Regions from separate parts of the Homo sapiens genome. Here region 1 is linked to region 2. A link is an interaction called in ENCODE POLR2A ChIA-PET data of the cell type or tissue named here. Cell type or tissue: K562. All regions are shown on one strand. Links, peaks and the distances in the headings refer to the core of each region. The heading gives the core; the rest is flanking DNA.

What was found. Peaks named below come from ENCODE experiments on the same cell type or tissue, not always from the same donor. Only the 100,000 strongest peaks of a DNase experiment are listed, where the experiment ranks them.
Region 1: POLR2A ChIA-PET joins it to region 2 with 5 read pairs; 3 of 35 experiments call an interaction of 5 or more read pairs at or near these places.

Annotation. Positions count from the first base shown.
Region 1 is chr1:182,245,183-182,253,711 of GRCh38, reverse strand. All of the region lies in intron 2 of LINC01344 (long intergenic non-protein coding RNA 1344), which reads left to right. Among named protein-coding and RNA genes, the nearest start is that of LINC01344, 65 kb to the left of the region's middle. RefSeq lists a silencer at 4,245-4,444 and an enhancer at 3,999-4,500. In K562, for the core only: no CTCF peak of the experiment used is centred there; a DNase peak (open chromatin) is centred at 4,221.
Region 2 is chr1:182,335,060-182,343,588 of GRCh38, reverse strand. It overlaps the pseudogene EIF1P3. Among named protein-coding and RNA genes, the nearest start is that of LINC01344, 25 kb to the right of the region's middle. RefSeq lists cis regulatory regions at 4,266-4,558, 5,090-5,637 and an enhancer at 5,644-6,279. In K562, for the core only: a CTCF peak has its summit at 4,399; DNase peaks (open chromatin) are centred at 4,428 and 5,368; H3K4me3 peaks cover 145 bases.

The DNA of each region.
Region 1 (8,529 bases), core at 2,005-7,004, 89 kb after region 2:
TACAGTACACTTGGAAGAGGGCCAATTGGGTGACTTGAGAGATCAAGTGCGCAGTTTGACCTTCAACTTGGTGTTATGTATGTTGGCAGGCTTTCCGGGTTGTGTTACATCTCTTCTGATTCTTCCCTTGGGGTGGGCTGTCCGCATGTGCAGTGGCCTGCTAGCACTTGGGAGGGGCCACATGCACAGTGTGTTTACTGGCGTTGTGCATGTGCTCACTCGAGGCTCTCTTCCCTTACCAGTTGGGTGTTCTAGAAGGTCATATACCAGTTAAACTCTGCCATTTTGCCCCTGAGTGTGCATGCTTGAGCCCACTCGCCCACCTCCTGAGATCTTATCAGGAAGCTGCTGCTCACCAGTTTCAGGTGTTTTCTGTCTATTGGGAGACACTAGCTGCAACCAATTATTATTGATTTAGCCACCACCTGACCATCAACTGATGGTCACCTGACATTCCTGGTGCAGGGGGAAGTGAGGGGGCACCTTGTCCTGCCCTTCTCATGTCTGCCTAACTACCTACTGCTATAACAATAGTTGAATCGTTGTACATGTAATTTTGGGGACCATGTGATATTCTGATACCTGTACACAATGTATAATGAGCAAATCAGGGTATTTGGGATGTCTATCACTCAAATAGTTATCTTTTCTTTGGGTTGGGACCATTATAATTCTTCTATTTTGAAATATGTAATAAATTATAGTTAACTATAATCTCTCTACTGTACTATCAAGTACCAGAAGTTATTCCTCATAATTGTATATTTGTACCCCTTAACCATCTTCTCTTTATTTCCCCTCCCTACTTTCCTTTCCAGCCTCCGGTAACCATGATTCTACTCTCTACCTCTATCAGATCCACTTTTTTAGCCCTTACATATGAATGAAAATATGCAGTATTTGTCTTTCTGTGCCTGGCTTATTTTGCATAACATAATGACTTCCAGTTCCATCTGTGTTGCTGCAAGTGACAGGATTTCATTCTTTTTTATGGCTGAATAATATTTCCTTGTGCATATATGCCATATTTTCTTTATCCATTTATCCATTGATGGACACAGGTTGATTCCATATCTTGGCTCTTGTGAATAGTGCTGCAATAAATATGGGAGTGCACATATGACTTTGATATACTGATTTCCATTCTTTTGGATATATACCCAGCAGTGGGATTCCTGAATCATATGGTAATTCTATTTTTAGTTTTTTGAGAAATCTCCATACTGTTTTCTATATGGCTATATTACCACACATTCCCACCAACAGCGTACAAGGGTTCCTCTTTCTCCACATCCTTACCAGCATTTGCCACTGTTTCTTTTATTTATTTTTTAACTTTTCTTTATTTATTAATATTAATTATTTTTTTGACGGCTCTCACTCTGTAGCCCAGGATGGAGTGCAGTGGCACGAACATGGCTCACTGCGTCCTTGACCTCCCAGGCTCAAACCATTCTCCTGCCTCAGCCACCTGAGTAGCTGGGAATACAGGCACACACACCATGTCCTCCTAAGTTTTTGTAGAAACAGTGTTTTGTCATATTGCCCAGGGTGGTCTTGAACTCCTGGACTCAAGTGATCCACCCACCTCGGCCTCCCAAAGTGTTGGGATTACAGGTGTGAGCCACCATACCTGGAATATTTTATTCTTTTAGAGACAGGGTCTACCTCTGTTGCAAGGCTGGAGTGCATTAATGCAATCATAGCTGACTGCAGCCGCAAACTCCTGGCCTCAAGTGATCCTCCTGCCTTGACCTCCCAAAGCACTGGGATTACAGATGTGAGATACCATGCCAGGCCTATTTTTTGTCTTTTTGATAATAGCCATTCTAACTGGAATGAAATTATATCTCATTGTGGTTTTGATTTGCATTTCCCTAATGATTGATGTTGGGCATTATACCTGTTGGCCATTTGTATATCTTCTTTTGAGAAATGTCTATTCAGGTCTTTTGCCCATTTTCAAATTGGATTATTTGTCTTTTGCTATTGAGTTGTTTGAGTTCCTTCTATATTCTGGTTACAAATCCCTTGTCGGGTGGATAGTTTACAAATATTTTTCTCCCATTCTGTAGGTTGTCTTTTTGCTTTGTTGATTGTTTCCATTGTTGTGCAGAAGCTTTTTAGCTTGATGTAATCTCATTTGGCCATTTTTGCTTTTATTGCCTGTGCTTCTGAGGCCTTATGCAGATAAATCTTTGCTCAAACCGATGTCCTGTACCATCTCCCCAGTGTTTTTCTTTTAGTTGTTTTATAGTTTAAGGTCTTACACTTAAGTCTTTAATCCATTTTGAGTTGATTTTTGTATATGGTAAAAATGAGGATCTAGTTTCATTATTCTGCATATGGATATCCAGTTTTCCCAAAACCATTTATTAATGAGGCCATTCTTTCTCCAATGTTCTTGGGGTTTTTGTCAAAAATGAGTTGGCTGTAAGTGCATGGATTTATTTCTGGGTTCTCTATTCTGTTCCATTGGTCTATGTGTCTGTTTTTATGCCAGGACCATGCTGTTCTGGTTACTAGAAGGTTTCTGTCTTTTTAAAAAGCCCACAGAAAATTTAATGTGCAGTCTAGGTGGGAAACCACTGAACCAGACCTTTACCTATTACTAGGTGATTCCTGTCCCCATAGAAGAAAATACACTTGTTGTGACTGGGGATGAGGTGGGAGGCAAAGATACAAAAACCACCAGAAACAGGCTCTACAGAAACCAGATAAATGAAGGCATATTTTCAATGATACCCCGTGAGTCTCTATATTCAACAAAGATCCTGTGAACCTTTCAACACACACTATTGTATAAAATCCACATTTCAAGCATTAATGTCAAATTGTTTATTAATAGACTGTAAAAGTAAGGATATTGTTTTAAAAATTTCTTTGATTTGAGTTTCTTAAATGGGCAAGAAAATTTCCTATTAGAGCTTTGTTCTGTTTCTTACATCAATGAGTTATTTAACTGAAATTCTTTTTTATCTTTAAAATGGAGATAATGATTATTTTAATAACTTGAAAGTAGTTGTGAGGCCAAATTAGACAAAAGCACTTTTCAAAGAGCTAAACATTTATATATAGTACTATTATTATTTACTATTATTTCATTACATTTTCATTCCACATATGACTTGACTCAGTGGGCCTTAGTCTTGTTTTTCAAAAGGAGAATTTGGGAAATTACTCTGGTTATTATAATCTATCTTCTTAATGTCCTTATTTTTATTTTGGTTAGCATCCTTAGTAGCAAAAAACTAGCAGAAGTGCTAAATAGGTGACCCCCACCAAGTGACTCACAAAGGCAAAGTATTATAAAGGGTTCTTCTCTCCTAGGTTATTTAATAGTACTTTTTCTGACCCTATCTCTACTCTCATACTATGAAAATACTCATTTGAAGGCCCAAGGAAAAGCCAGTGATTTTAGTACACATGATCACAACAACAGAGCTGTCCACAAAGGGCTGTTGTCAGCACAGAGTGAGAAGGTGAATACGAAAACACTTGGTAAACTATGAGGTGCTGGGCATGGTGGCAATGGTGGTGGTGGTGATGATGGAGATGATGATGTTAATGACAATGACACACACCAGTTTGCTAATCCTGCATAAATATGTAGGAACATGAACTACTGGTCCCCACTAGACTAATAGGTGTACCAAGGAGATAGGACAGCCTCAGTAAAAAGGATAAATCCTGTGGAGTGAAGCCAAGGACTGACCAGCTATGACGATGATAGTTCTAGGTCTCCACCCCATCCCTCTCCAACCTAGGAAATGCCAAACAACTTCTATAGCAGTCTTCATTGGGTTTTCTTCTGCATGTTACTATTTTTTTTTTTTTTTTTGAGCTGGAGTCTTGCTCTGTCACCAGGCTGGAGTGCAGTGGTGCGATCTTGGCTCATTGCAACCTCCGCCTCCCGGGTTCTAGCAATTCTCCTGCCTCAGGCTCCATAGTAGCTGAGATTACAGGCATGTGCCACCACGCCTGGCTAATTTTTTGTATTTTTAGTAGAGACAGGGTTTCACCATGTTGGCCAGGATGGTCTCGATCTCCTGACCGAGTGATCCTCCCGCCTCGGCTTCCCAAAGTTTTGGGATTACAGGCGTGAGCCACCGGGCCTGGCCTGCATGTTTCTTCTTAGCTAGTTCACTCGAAGCTTCATTATACATGCCTCTTGCTTAACTAAGCTCCTCCTCTCACACCATCTGGGCAGGTTCCACCCTGGAGACCTTAGGATGGGACGCAAACATTGTCAAAGGGCGGAGTGCAGGAAGGCAGGGGCGGCGGCGAAGGTCTGTTTACTGATCCTCTGGAAAGGTTCATGAATTACTTGTTCTTACCACCGACTGACTGCTCATTCTCTCACAGCTAAGCGCTCATAAAAGAGCCACACTTTTGAGAGGAAATCTGTGAGCTAAGACTAAAAGCCAGGATGCTTGTTCTGAGTCAGAAACTTTCAATGTGACTGCAAGAAAGTTAGTCTTAGGTTTCTCGCTTGGTAAATGGGAATGACAGTACCTACCTTTCAGAAGTTATAACCTAGAAGTTCATAGGTTGAAATTTTGTTTACAGTTGTATTTTAAGATTTAAAAAAAAAATGCTTTAAGCAGGACATATATTCAGACAGTCCTCATCATTCACTCCCTGTTGTTTTCCCAAAGTATTATCTAACTCAAAGCTTTAGTGAGGGGATACCTTGAGGTAATAAATGGAATGCCCAGGGGTTCATTCATTCCTTTAGCAAACATTTCACTGCTTACTAAATCCCAGAACCTAACCCAGCAAGGGCCCGGGGTTGCGGGGAGGAATGAGATGCCGTGGCCACCCTGGGGGAGTTTCCAGTTTTGTGGGGAAGGCAGACACAGAAAAGCACTGGAAATAGCAAACTAACGCAGGAACAGAAAACCAAACACCTCATGTTCTCACTAATAATTAGGAGCTAAATGATGAGAATTCATGAACGCAAAGAGGGGAACAATAGACACTGGGGTCTACTAGAGGGTGGAGGGTGGGAGGAGGGAGAGGAGCGGAAAAGATAACTATCGGGTACAGGGTTTAATACTGGGTGGTGAAATAACCTGTACAACAAACCCCCATGCCACGAGTTTAGTTATATAACAAACCTTCACATGTACCCCTGAACCTAAAATAAAACTTAAGAAGAAAAGTACATGCAGTTACCCCGAGTGCTCAGAGAAGGCAGCTGCAATTCCATTTTGGTGTGAAGATTTAAATGACTTCATAGGGGAACAGGAGTGGGAAAAATGGAAAAAATTGGGTTACAAACTAAACCAATGTGAAAGATTTATTAACCTTCCAAAGAAGTTCACTTGTTTTTTTTTTTTTTTTTTTGCAAATATAAGAAGTATCATTATCTCTTTTTTAAATATGGGGAAAGATGGTACTAAAATGATGTGAACTATATATAGGGTCAAGACAAAGAACATCTTGGCAGCCTAACTCCTAGCGAATGCTCTTTAAACAGTGCTCCTCAATTCTTGCACCTGCCTAAAAGTTGCCTTAACTTCTTCACCTCTTCTCTCTCTCACATTTGTATATCACCCTTCTCCGGGAATTTTTTTTTTTTTTTTTTTTTTTTTGAGACAGTCTTGCTCTGTCACTCAGGCTGGAGTGCAGTGGCATGATCATGACTCACTGCAGCCTCAAACTCCTGAGCTCAAGTGATCCTCCCACCTCAGCCTCTTGGGTAGCTGGAACTACAGGTGTGTGTCACTATGTTCAGCTAATTTGTTTTTGTTGTTTTGTAGAGATGGGTCTCACTATGTTGCCCAGGCTGGTCTCAAGTTGTCTCAACTCCTGGCTCAAGTGATCCTCCCACCTCGGCCTCCCAAAGTTTTGGGATTATAGGTATGAGCTGCTATGCCCAGCTTCCTCTCTTTTTTTTCCCCATGCAGATGTGGCCCAAGTTCTGCCTTCTTTCTCCCAACTCCATCACCTTCCTTTGACTCCCTCTGGGTATTCCTTTCAGGCTAAGCAGGTGGCTGGCTGTGAAATCAGGGAAAATAGTCACTCTCTCTAGCATCACAGCTTGTGGGGGCCTATGGCCATCCCACGCTGGTCTTATCTTTGAGGATTCTTCTGAGAAGTCCCATAGCTTCAGTAGCAGGTTTGAATGACTGAGGGGACGATTCTTTTGTTTCTTTAGGTCTCAGTGGCTCCTCTCTCTAAAGAACTTACATTGGATTGAGAAAGCAGAATCATCTCTATCTTGAGTGACCATTCCCGACTCTAGAGGGGACTTGATGTCATTCCTTCTTCTTCCTTTTTTTTTCATCAGAGTCTGGCTCTGTTGCCCAGGCTGGAGTGCAATGGCGCTATCTCGGCTCACTACAACCTATGCCTCCCGGGTTCAAGCAATTCTTGTGCCTCAGCCTCCAGAGTAGCTGGGATTACAGGTGTGTGCCACCATGCCCAGCTAATTTTTGTATTTTTAGTAGAGACAGGGTTTCACCGTGTTGGCCAGGCTAGTCTCAAACTCCTGACCTCAAGTGATTCTCCCTCCTCAGCCTCCCAAACTGTTGGGATTACAGGTGTGAGCCACCGTGCCCGGCCTCATTCCTGCTTCTCGAGGGAGACTTTCAATATACTCTGCACAAGCTTCCCATCCGATTTGCATATCACTCCTGAAAATTGGCTCCTAAAAGAAGCCAGCCAGTCATGTTGCGTGGTGTTTTTTCTGCATGGTCTAGCATGCCAAGTAGCAAGCTATACCTGCAGGCCAAATCTGGCCCACTGCCTGTTATGATGCAACCCATGAGCTTTGAATGGTTTTTACCTTTTGAAATGGTTGAAAATAATCAAAACAACTATAGTATTTAATGATGTGAAAATTATATAAATTCAAATTTCAGTGTTCCTAAAGTTTTGAATGTCATCAATAAAAGTTTGTGGAAATTTCTTTTCTCCTTTGCTATATAAGTATTTAAAGAATCTCTTTGAGTTTGTTTCTTTTCTTTTTTTTTTTTTTTTTTTTGAGACGGAGTTTCCACTCTTGTTGCCCAGGCTAGAGTGCAATGGCACGATCTCGGCTCACCGCAACCTCCGCCTCCTGGGTTCAAGCGATTCTCCTGCCTCAGCCTTCCAAGTAGCTGGGATTATAGGCATGTGCCACTATGCATGTATTTTTAGTAGAGATGGGGTTTCTCCATGTTGGTTAGGCTGTTCTCGAACTCCCGATCTCAGGTGATCTGCCCGCCTCGACCTCCCAAAGTGCTGGAATTACAGGCGTGAGCCACCACACCTTGCCTTGATTTTGTTTCTTAGCCTTTAAGGCCTAAAATATTTATTATCTGATTCTTTTTTTTTTTTTTTTTTTTTTGAGATGGAGTCTCGCTGTGTCTCGCCCAGGCTGGAGTGCAGTGGTGTGATCTCAGCTCATTGCAACCTCTGCCTCCTGGGTTCAAGCAATTCTCCTGTCTCAGCCTCCAGAGTAGCTGGGACTACAGGCATGTGCCACCACAGCTGGCTAATTTTGTATTTTTATAAAAATACTAGAGAAGGGGTTTCACCATTTTGGCCAGGCTGGTCTCGAACTCCTGACCTCAGGTGATCCACCCACCTTGGCCTCCCAAAGTGCTGGGATTACAGGCCTGAGCCACCGTGCCCAGCTATTATCTGATTCTTTATAGAAAATGTTTGTCAGCTCTGTCCTTTTTCCATTTCCTTCTCATTCCTCTTTTTCCAGGAAGGAGTTGAGCTTCAGCGGAAGAAGTTTATAAAACCTGCCTGAATGCCCTAAAAACTCCCCATTCTCTTCATGTGCTCCTAAATCCAAAATGTCTTTCTTCAGAAGGCTGAATCAGATGTGAAGGCTCTCTTCGACACTCTAGACCAGTGCTGCCCAATAGAACGTTGTGCAGTGATGGGAATGTTCTAGAATTGCTGCTGTTCAGTGTGGTAGCCACTAGCCACATGAGGGTATTGTGCATTTGAAAGGTGGCCAGTGTGACTGAGGAACTGAATTTTCAATTTCATTTAATTTTAATTAACTTAAATAGCCACATCTGTCTAGAAGCTAGTTTATTAGACAACATTACTTGTTCAGAGAACCTGAACAAGTGTCAGACTAATTCAAGAGGGAAGTAAGAGAAATTTTGGTGGTCAGCAATCTGAGTTCCTACAGAGAACCCTGATTTTTATACTGACTAGTTTTTAAGTTTGATTTGCTTATTTTGATTCTAATCAGCTTAGCAAACATTTATTGAGTACCTACTATGTTCCAGACATTCGCCCAACATTTACATATTAATGGTAGCATAGGTTCCTGATGTCAAGAGCTCTGAGTCTAGAAGTGAGATAACAAATTAGGCACTTATTCTCCAAAGCAGGAGTAGTGTTTCCTCAAGTGCCACAGCTTTTCTTGTTCTTCTCTCTCTTTTTTGTTTTTTTTTGTAGAGCCGGGGTCTTTATCTCATGCTCAGGCTGGAGCGCAGTGGCTCCTTCTAGGCTCACTGCATGCAATCTCAACATCTGGGGCTCAAGCTGTCCTCCCACTCAGGCTCCCAAGAAGCT
Region 2 (8,529 bases), core at 2,413-7,412:
ACAGGAGCTGTTTAGACATGGTCCACTTACATCTTCACAAATGTATTTTAAGCCATGACTGAGAGAAGGAAATCACGAAGCAATATCTGGCACTCAGCAGACATGGTGGACCTCACCGTTATGTAGGAAGCTCAATGCTCTGACAAAAAGAGGCCTCTCTTGGTTCTTGCCCTAAGAGTGAGGTCCTGATGATCACCCTGCTGGGTGCAGAGTACTTGCTCTAGTTGGATCTTACCCATACCTCTCTCGATTTCTCTTAGCCTCTGGAGGTTGAGCTCAGTTACCTAAGAGCTTGCAGTCACATGTTAGCTGCTGAGCACTGTTCAGCCCAGGGTGAAGGAGAAAAGGACATGGAGTCCACTTTCTGAAGGATTTTTCAGGTTAGAGGCTCTGAGTCCTAAGTTTTGAATCTGCTTATTAACACAGTGGGTCTCATCACTCCACTCAAGGCCAGTCTGGGCCCAGGGTTCAAAGTCATGGTTGTGTGAGGAGAACTCATTGCACACCACAATTTCTGTATTGTGCTTCAAAGAAAGGAGAGCAAAGGCATCTGGGCATCTGGTGTTGGAAAAATGGCCTGTATTTTCTTTCTTTTTTCTTTTTTCTTTTTTTTTTGAGACGGAATCTTGCTCTGTCGCCTAGGCTGGAGTGCAGTGGCATGACTTCGGCTCACTGCAACCTCTGCCTCCCGGGTTCCAGTGAGTCTCCTGCCTCAGCTTCACAAGTAGCTGGGATTACAGGTGCCCACCACCACGCCTGGCTAATTTTTTGTATTTTTAGTAGAGACAGGGTTTTGCCATGTTGGCCAGGCTGGTCTCGAACTCCTGACCTCAGGTGATTCGCCTGCCTTGGCCTCCCAAAGTGTTGGGATTACAGGCATGAGCCACCATACCCGGCCTGTATTTTCTCTACTCCCTCTTTGGCGTTCAGCCTTAGTTCTCTCAGCCTCACTGTGCATGGAGCTTGGCTCCTCAGCACCCACAGGTCCTGACAGACCCTCCTGTCAATGGGCTAGAAGGCATGTCCAGCCAGGGAGCCCTGATCTGGGAGCAGTGAACACTCCCATTCCAGCTCCAGCCTTTCACTAAGCAAACAAAGCAAACAACCCACTTTCAGTCCCCAAAAGTCATCTTTGGCCTCTGTTAAAAAAAAAAAAAAAAAGCGTGTTAGAGTATTTGTCCCCTAGGGGTGACCTATTTGTGTCACAAGATTTTCAGTGATGACTTCTTCTCTTCCTCCTTGTTCCCTGAAGATGCCCAAGAGGCAGGCATGGACTTATTATGGGCACAAATCCTTTACATAATAGGACTTTTATTTTCAGATCCCTAGTGACCCTCAGAGTACCCATGATCCCTCTGAAATTGTATGGGCATTTGAAAAATATCTTTTTTTTCCCCCATTGGAGAGTTTGGCTATGGCTTTAATCAGATTCTTTTTGTGTTTGTCAGACAAGAAAAAAAAAAACAGTCAGTAAAAACAAAAACACTGTCCTTTTATTATCCCTGCAAGATAAAACATAATCTCCTTTTCACTTTCTGATACCTTCTTCACAATTTTATTTAGAAATAATTTTAATATTTCCAACTGTTAAAATAACCCAGCCAGGCATGGTGGTGTGTGCCTAGAGTCCCAGCTACTCTGGAGGCTGAGGCAGGAGGATCACTTGAGCCTGGGAGGTCAAGGCTGTAGTAAGCCATGATAGCACCACTGCACTCCAGCCTGGGCAACAGAGTAAGACCCGGTCTCAAAAACAAAAACAAGCACACAAACAAAAACCCTTGTAAACTTATAAATATTTGTCCAGGGCTTTTGAGTATCCAAAGATCTCAATCTCCTTTAGCTTTCAGAGACCCTGTGAAGTTACATACTACAATCACCCCATTTTACAGAGGAGGAAATAGGCTCAAGGAGGCAGGTAGGGCCGGGTGTGGTGGCTCATGCCTGTAATCCCAGCATTTTGGGAGGCTGAGGTGGGCAGATCACTTGAGGTCAGGAGTTTGAGACCAGCCTGACCAACATGACAAACCCCATCTCTACTAAAAATACAAAAATCAGCCAGGTGTGGTGGTGCACACCTGTAGTCCCAGCTACTCAGGAGGCTGAGGCAGAAGAATCACTTGAACCTGGGAGGTGGAGGTTGCAGTGAGCCAAGATTGTGCCACTGCACTCCACAGAGTGAGACTCTGTCTCAAAAGAAAAAAAAAAAAAAAAAGGAGGCAAGTAGATGACCCAGGGTGATCTAGAATTCTGATTGAAATCTCTCCCTCTAGAGAAGAAAGCACTTCTCACTCTACGCAGAGCAGAAATAGTACAACAGCCTATCACTTCCTTTGTGCCAAGAGGCTGAGAAATTGTATGCACATTAAAAAATATACATGAAAGAAATAGTTTTTGGATGGGAAAGAAGGGCTTATTTTATTTGTAGACAACTTCTCTAGGCCATGTTACCGAAGTATGTGTGGGGTAGGGGGGTTTGGGGGTTGCTTTCTTGGAAGTGATTGGATCACTGGAACCCAGGAGGCAGAGGTTGCAGATAAAAAAAGCTAGGGTGGAAAAAGACTTGAAAGGAAGGATGCCCCCTTTCCACCAATTCCCAGGAAAGTCTCCTAACATGGCCTGTCTCCTCATTTTCATCTGTAAAGGGTCATGTCTGAAAAGAGCTTTGCAGTGAAGTTCAAACAGCTGCCCACTCACATTTTTCTAGCCCACAGACTGTTTCCCTACCCAACAAACATCGTTCCAATGTCACTGTGATTGCTATCTCTGTGGCAGTAACAATACCCTGAAGACAAATCTTAGTCCAGGAGTTCAGGTTTTTACTAAGTCTCTTACTCATTTGCCTCCCGTGTTTCTTTTTACTTGGCTATTTAACATTCCCCAGCCTTGAGGACAGGGTGCATGAGAATTGTGTAATACTGATTTAAAGCTAATGTTCTATGTTGTTCTCTTCAGTCTGTATCTGTAATCTCTAGGGGCTCTGCCACGTCAGGTGCCCTCTCACAGTCTCCTGAGTCCACAGCGACTTCCTGGCACAGACAGATGCAGCACCAGGGTGCTCAAAACCACCTCCCATTCCCTCCTGTGGTCCCCAAGCTCACCCTTTTCCTGACTGCCCCGTAGCCTGAGCCTGATGTACAAACACGTGGAATCCATCTTGTTATGTAAGCTTCCTGGTTGCTGAGCTGGGTGACTCAGTGCCGAGATTGTCCCTCACTCTTTCCCAGCCTCGGGCAGCATGCTAGCCCGCACCAGGTCAGCGGCAAACTGGAATGGAAATCTAGGCCTGCTAATGGGGTCCAGCTGAGTGGCCTTCATTTCCCAGTGGAGCCTGGTGAGCCCAGCAAGCCCATGGGAACTGTCCTGGAACTGTTGTAAACTAACCCATGGGTAGAATTCTCCATCTTCCTTGCTCATTTCCTTTTACCTCCCCTTCTCAGCTTTGGCTGAAGATCACAGAAGGTTCACATTCAGCAACCCTTTGCTCTGGGGCTGCCACCTTCTGGGTCCCTGTTATGGAGTGAATGTTTCTGTCCCCCTCCAAATTCGTATGTTAAAGCCCCAACCCGCAATGTGATTGTGTTGGATGGTGGGACCTTTGGGAGGTGATTAGGTTTAGATAAGGTTATGAAGGCGAGGCCCCATGACGGGATTAGTGCCCTCTACGAGGATAAGAGACATCTTCCAAAGAGGAAGATGTATGGTGACAAGGCAGCTGTCTGCAAGTCAGGAAGAGAGCCCTCACCCGTACCTGACCATGCTGGCCCCTGGTCTCGGACTTCTCACCTCCAGAACTGTGGGAGATAAATGTCTGTTATTAAAGCTGCCCATCCCATATTTTGTTGTAGCAGCCTGAGCAGACTAAGACAGTCCCACTGACCCGAGTCCTCACCTCTGGGTTCTGGCAAGGCTCAGGCAGTGAGTGGTACTGGTGTAAGAGGATGTGCTCAAAGGTTTTAACTCAATGGTAATACAAATTCTGTCTCCTTGGCTTGAGGTTCTCATCACACAGTAGGAAACCCATGGGTTGGGGATACTGTCTATAGAGAGGACAGACAGGCTGATTTTGGTGTCTTGCTGTCTCTCATTTCCCTCCCCTGTAGGTATGCGATTGTCTCTCCTCTCCCTTCCAGGACAGGGGCAGCATCCTCCTGACTATGGTACTAGGGGCCAGAAGGCCCCAAATTCTAGCACAGGTTCTGCCACTAACCTGGCATTAGGGGTTAGGCAGCTCACTCTTTCTCTCTGTGCCTCAGGGACTCGACTGACTATCATCTGCTTTTGAATTGTTAGGCAGCTCACTCTTTCTCTCTGTGCCTCGGGGACTCGACTGACTATCACCTGCTTTTGAATTGTTACTCGTTCCATTCATTAATGGAACCAGCTCTTCCTAGTGGTGGGGTATGGTGCTGAACAAGATGGCAGTAATCCCTGCCCTTACGGAGCCTCCCCATTCCACAGTGGGGAGATAGTCAACGAGGAAACGGTTAAATAAGATAGCCACCAACTATGATGCGTGCTCTGAGGGAGATAAGCAGAATGATGAAACAGATTAACTTGGAGGAAGTGATAATTATTTAAGACTCCTTAGGCTAGGCCCAGTGGCTCATGCCTGTAATCCCAGCACTTTGGGATGCCGAGGCGGGCGGATCACCTGAGGTCAGGAGTTCGTCATCAGCCTGGCCAACTTGGTGAAATCCTGTCTCTACTAAAAATACAAAAATTAGTCTGGCGTGGTGGTGGGCATCTGTAAGCCCAGCTACTTGGGAGGTTGAGGCAGGATAATCACTTGAACCTGGGAGGCAGTGAGCCGAGATTGTATCACTGCACTCCAGCCTGGGCAACAGAGTGAGACTCCATCTCAAAAAATAAAAATAATAATAATAATAAAAGCTTCCTTCTGTAAGCTGAGAAAGCACCAGCCCATCAAACAGGGAAGAGCTTTCCAGGCAGAATTATGAGCTAATAGAAGCAAAAATGCTTGAAAAATTATACAGTGCAACACAGTTAGCAAACTTAATCTAAGTAAAAGTGCCTTCATTCTCTGCAGCTTTGTCTCATTCTTTGATTACACCCTAGAATTGGCACAGCTGCCTAGCACCTGGAAAACAGTGTTAGGGACCATGAAATCACACAAGAGGCTAATGCTAAGGCTCTTGCTGGGCACGTGTGGTGGAAAGGTGGGTGGACTAAGTGTTCTGTTCTCTTTGAGGACCTGACGATCTAATCTACACAGAGAAACCCTTTACCTCTCACAGTCCCGCATACCCAACTGCTTCAGTCCTTTGTTAATCCTTCTTTCAACATTCAACTGCCGTTTATGGAGCATCTGCCAAGAGATAGGGATCCTCCCCTGCTCTGAGCAGGAACTCAGGAAGTGATACCCTCCTCCCCATGTCACAGTCCAGGCCGAGGCTACTCCCCCAGCTTGTTCAAATTTAGGTCCACGTTGGCTATGGTCCACTTTGCTTGCTGTTTTGCTCTCCAGCTAGATCTCTTTGGGGAGCCAGAGGGGTCATCTAGGGATCACAATGTTTAGCACGCATGTTCTCTCTCTGGACAAATGTCTGCAGGCGTGTGGGGTGTGGACACACAGTGAATCTCCCTCAGGGAAGCCCAGTAGCAAACTTCACTGACTGACCAACTGAGGAAATCCCGCAAGGTTGGGCCCAGTGCTGATCTCTGGGCACATTTTCTTAGTGACAAGGGCACTGGACAGAGTCCATAATATCAGGTTTCCACTTGCTAAGCATGAAGCCTGATCTGCAGTTTTACATGTCTTAGTTGTGCTGCCCCTTCGGCTCTGACATGCTATAGCTGTGTGACTTTAGGGGGACAGTGGTTTTCTTTCTTTTCTTTTCTTTTCTTTCTTTTTTTTTTTTTTTGAGACTGAGTTTCGCTCTATCGCCCAGGCTGGAGTGCAGTGGAGCTATCTCGGCTCACTGCAACCTCTGCCTCCTGGGCTCAAACAATTCTCGTGTCTCAGCCTCCTGAGTAGCTGGGATTACAGACATCTGCCACCACGCCCAGCTAATTTTCGTATTTCTGTAAAGACGGGGTTTCACCATGTTGGCCAGGCTGGTCTCAAATTTCTGACCTCAGACCATCTGCCCCCCTTGGCCTCCCAAAGTGCTGGGATTACAGGCGTGAGCCACTGTGCCCGGCCAGGACAGTGGCTTTCAAATTTCAGTGGGCATCAGAATTTCTTAAGAGCTTGTGAAAATGCAGATTCTTGAACCTGCTGAATAAATAGCTCATTGGATGGGGTGTGTGGGAATCTGCATCTTCCAGACTAATTTATTCCTACTCTCTGGCCTGTCTCTCATCCTCCAATACCTTCGACCCTTTCTCATCTCAGGGGCTTTGACACTGCTGTTCTTCCCATCTGAATGCCTTTTCTCCCGCTCCTTAAAAGGATGGCTCGTTCTGCTTCTTCAGGTCTCAGCTCAGATGTCACCTCCTCTGAGAAGCTCTCATGGACTTCTCTATTTAAATTGTCCTCCCTCATTCATTTTGCCTACCACCCTAACTTTAACAATCTCATTTCGGTGTTTGTTTATTGTTTATTGTTTAGTTCCTTTGGTTAAGGACCTTGTTTGTCTTGAACACTACTCTAGCCTCAGTCTTCAGCAAATATTTGCAGAATGAATAAATGAAAATGTAAAAGAGGATTTCTCAAGGCCAGGGGCTCTCAAGCTTTAACATGCAACAGAATCACCTGGAAGGCTTTTTAAAATAAGATTGCTCAGTCTTTGTTCCCAGAGTTTCAGATTCTTCTTATCTGGGAGTAGGGCAGTTCTAACAAGTTTCCAGGTGCTGCTGATGCTTCTTGTCTGGGAACTGCACTTTGAGAGCCACTGCATAAAATTAAAACCCCATCTGTATCCCATTAAAGTATATCCACTGGTAAGTTGTAGAGAGAAGTTGTAGAGAGGAGTCCGAGAGGAGGAAGTTCAAATGAGTTGGTCTCAAAGGTACTTGGAAAAAGTAACGGGCTTCAGGACAATGCTAAGGTCTCTTTCCTCTTGGAGATCTTGGGTTTCTGAGATAAAAGACTGCTCCCCGACACTTTTTTTTTGGCTCTTTTCAGTTTATTGCATGAAGGAGTTACACTAGTCCAAGTTAAGAGCAGACCCCAAACGGTTACATTACATAAGCTGTGGAGGTTTTCCAAGTTGTGACAAGGGACAGAAGGGAAATTCTACTCAGTGCAAGGAAATCCTCACTTAAGCTTCAGTGAGCCACAGGCACTTAAAACACATGAACCTTCAGCTGATCGTCCTTAGCCAGTCCAAGCTCTACGAGGAACTGGCATATGTTATTGCATTGGTCACCCTGAGGCTGAATTACTTCTCCATACTCTGGATGCTCAATTACAGTACCATTGCAGGCAAAATTCTTAAATGCCTTCACTAGTTTCTTTTTATCATAATCATCAGCAATCCCTTGGACAGTAGTAAGGGTCTTCCTGCCATTTCTCTGTTGAATTCTTATATGGATATAATCCTCAGTGCCAGCAGGAAGCAGGTCATCACCCTTACTTGCATCAGCAAAGGGGTCGAAAGAGTGGAGGTTCTGGATAGCGAACTTACAATACGATTCCTTTTCCTCGGTGGAAACGGCCTGCGGAAGGCAGCGGTGGCGGGAGAAGGCAGGCAGCCGGGACGGAATGTCAGGAAGTGAGGGGGCTCAAAAGGGAGGCTGCTGAGTCCTCGGTGGTGGCTCAGTGACTGGACCCCCCTGCTTTTTTTTTTTTTTTTTCTTGTAGAGATGAGATCTCATTATGTTGCCCAGACTGGTCTCGAACTCCTGGCCTCAAGCAATCCTTCTGCCTGGGCCTCCCAACATGTTGAGATTATAGGTATGAGCCACCACATCCAGCTCAAAGGCTGCTTTTCTGATGAGGAAGTTGTGGACAAATAAGTCTATTCTTCTTCAGCTACCAGAATAAGAAAAGCTTAGAAAATGATTCTTAGGCTCCCAAACTGAACATCCAACAGATTCTCAAGTTGCTGTGGTGACCTGTGTTTCTAAATCAAGTCCTGCTTCCACAATTCCAAAAGAGTAATTAATAAATCAGAGATTAGGAAATGGGAAAAGAAGAAATTCTTATCCTCATCCAAAGACAGCTTTTCCCAGAGTATATTCTGAAGAGCATTAGTTCCATAATTAACAGCAAGATGAAAGCGTTCCATGGTCCAGTGAAATTCAGTGATACCGAAAGCCGTATCCATTACTTGGAGGCTCACAGTACATACCTGCAAAGTCTCATAGTCCAGAAATCAGTTTAAGACAGTTAAGCTCCATCCTGGGCAACATAGTGAGACCCTGTCTCTACAAATAATAAAAAATTAGCTGGACATAGTGGTGAGCACCTTCCAGCTACTTGGGAGGCTGAGGCAAGAAGATTGCTTGAGCCCAGGAAGTCGAGGCTTCAGTAAACCATGATCATGCCACAGCACTCAGCTCGGGCAACAGAGTGAGTCCCTCAAAAAGAAAAATGCTGTTAAGCTCCTCCTTCCTTCTTTCCCT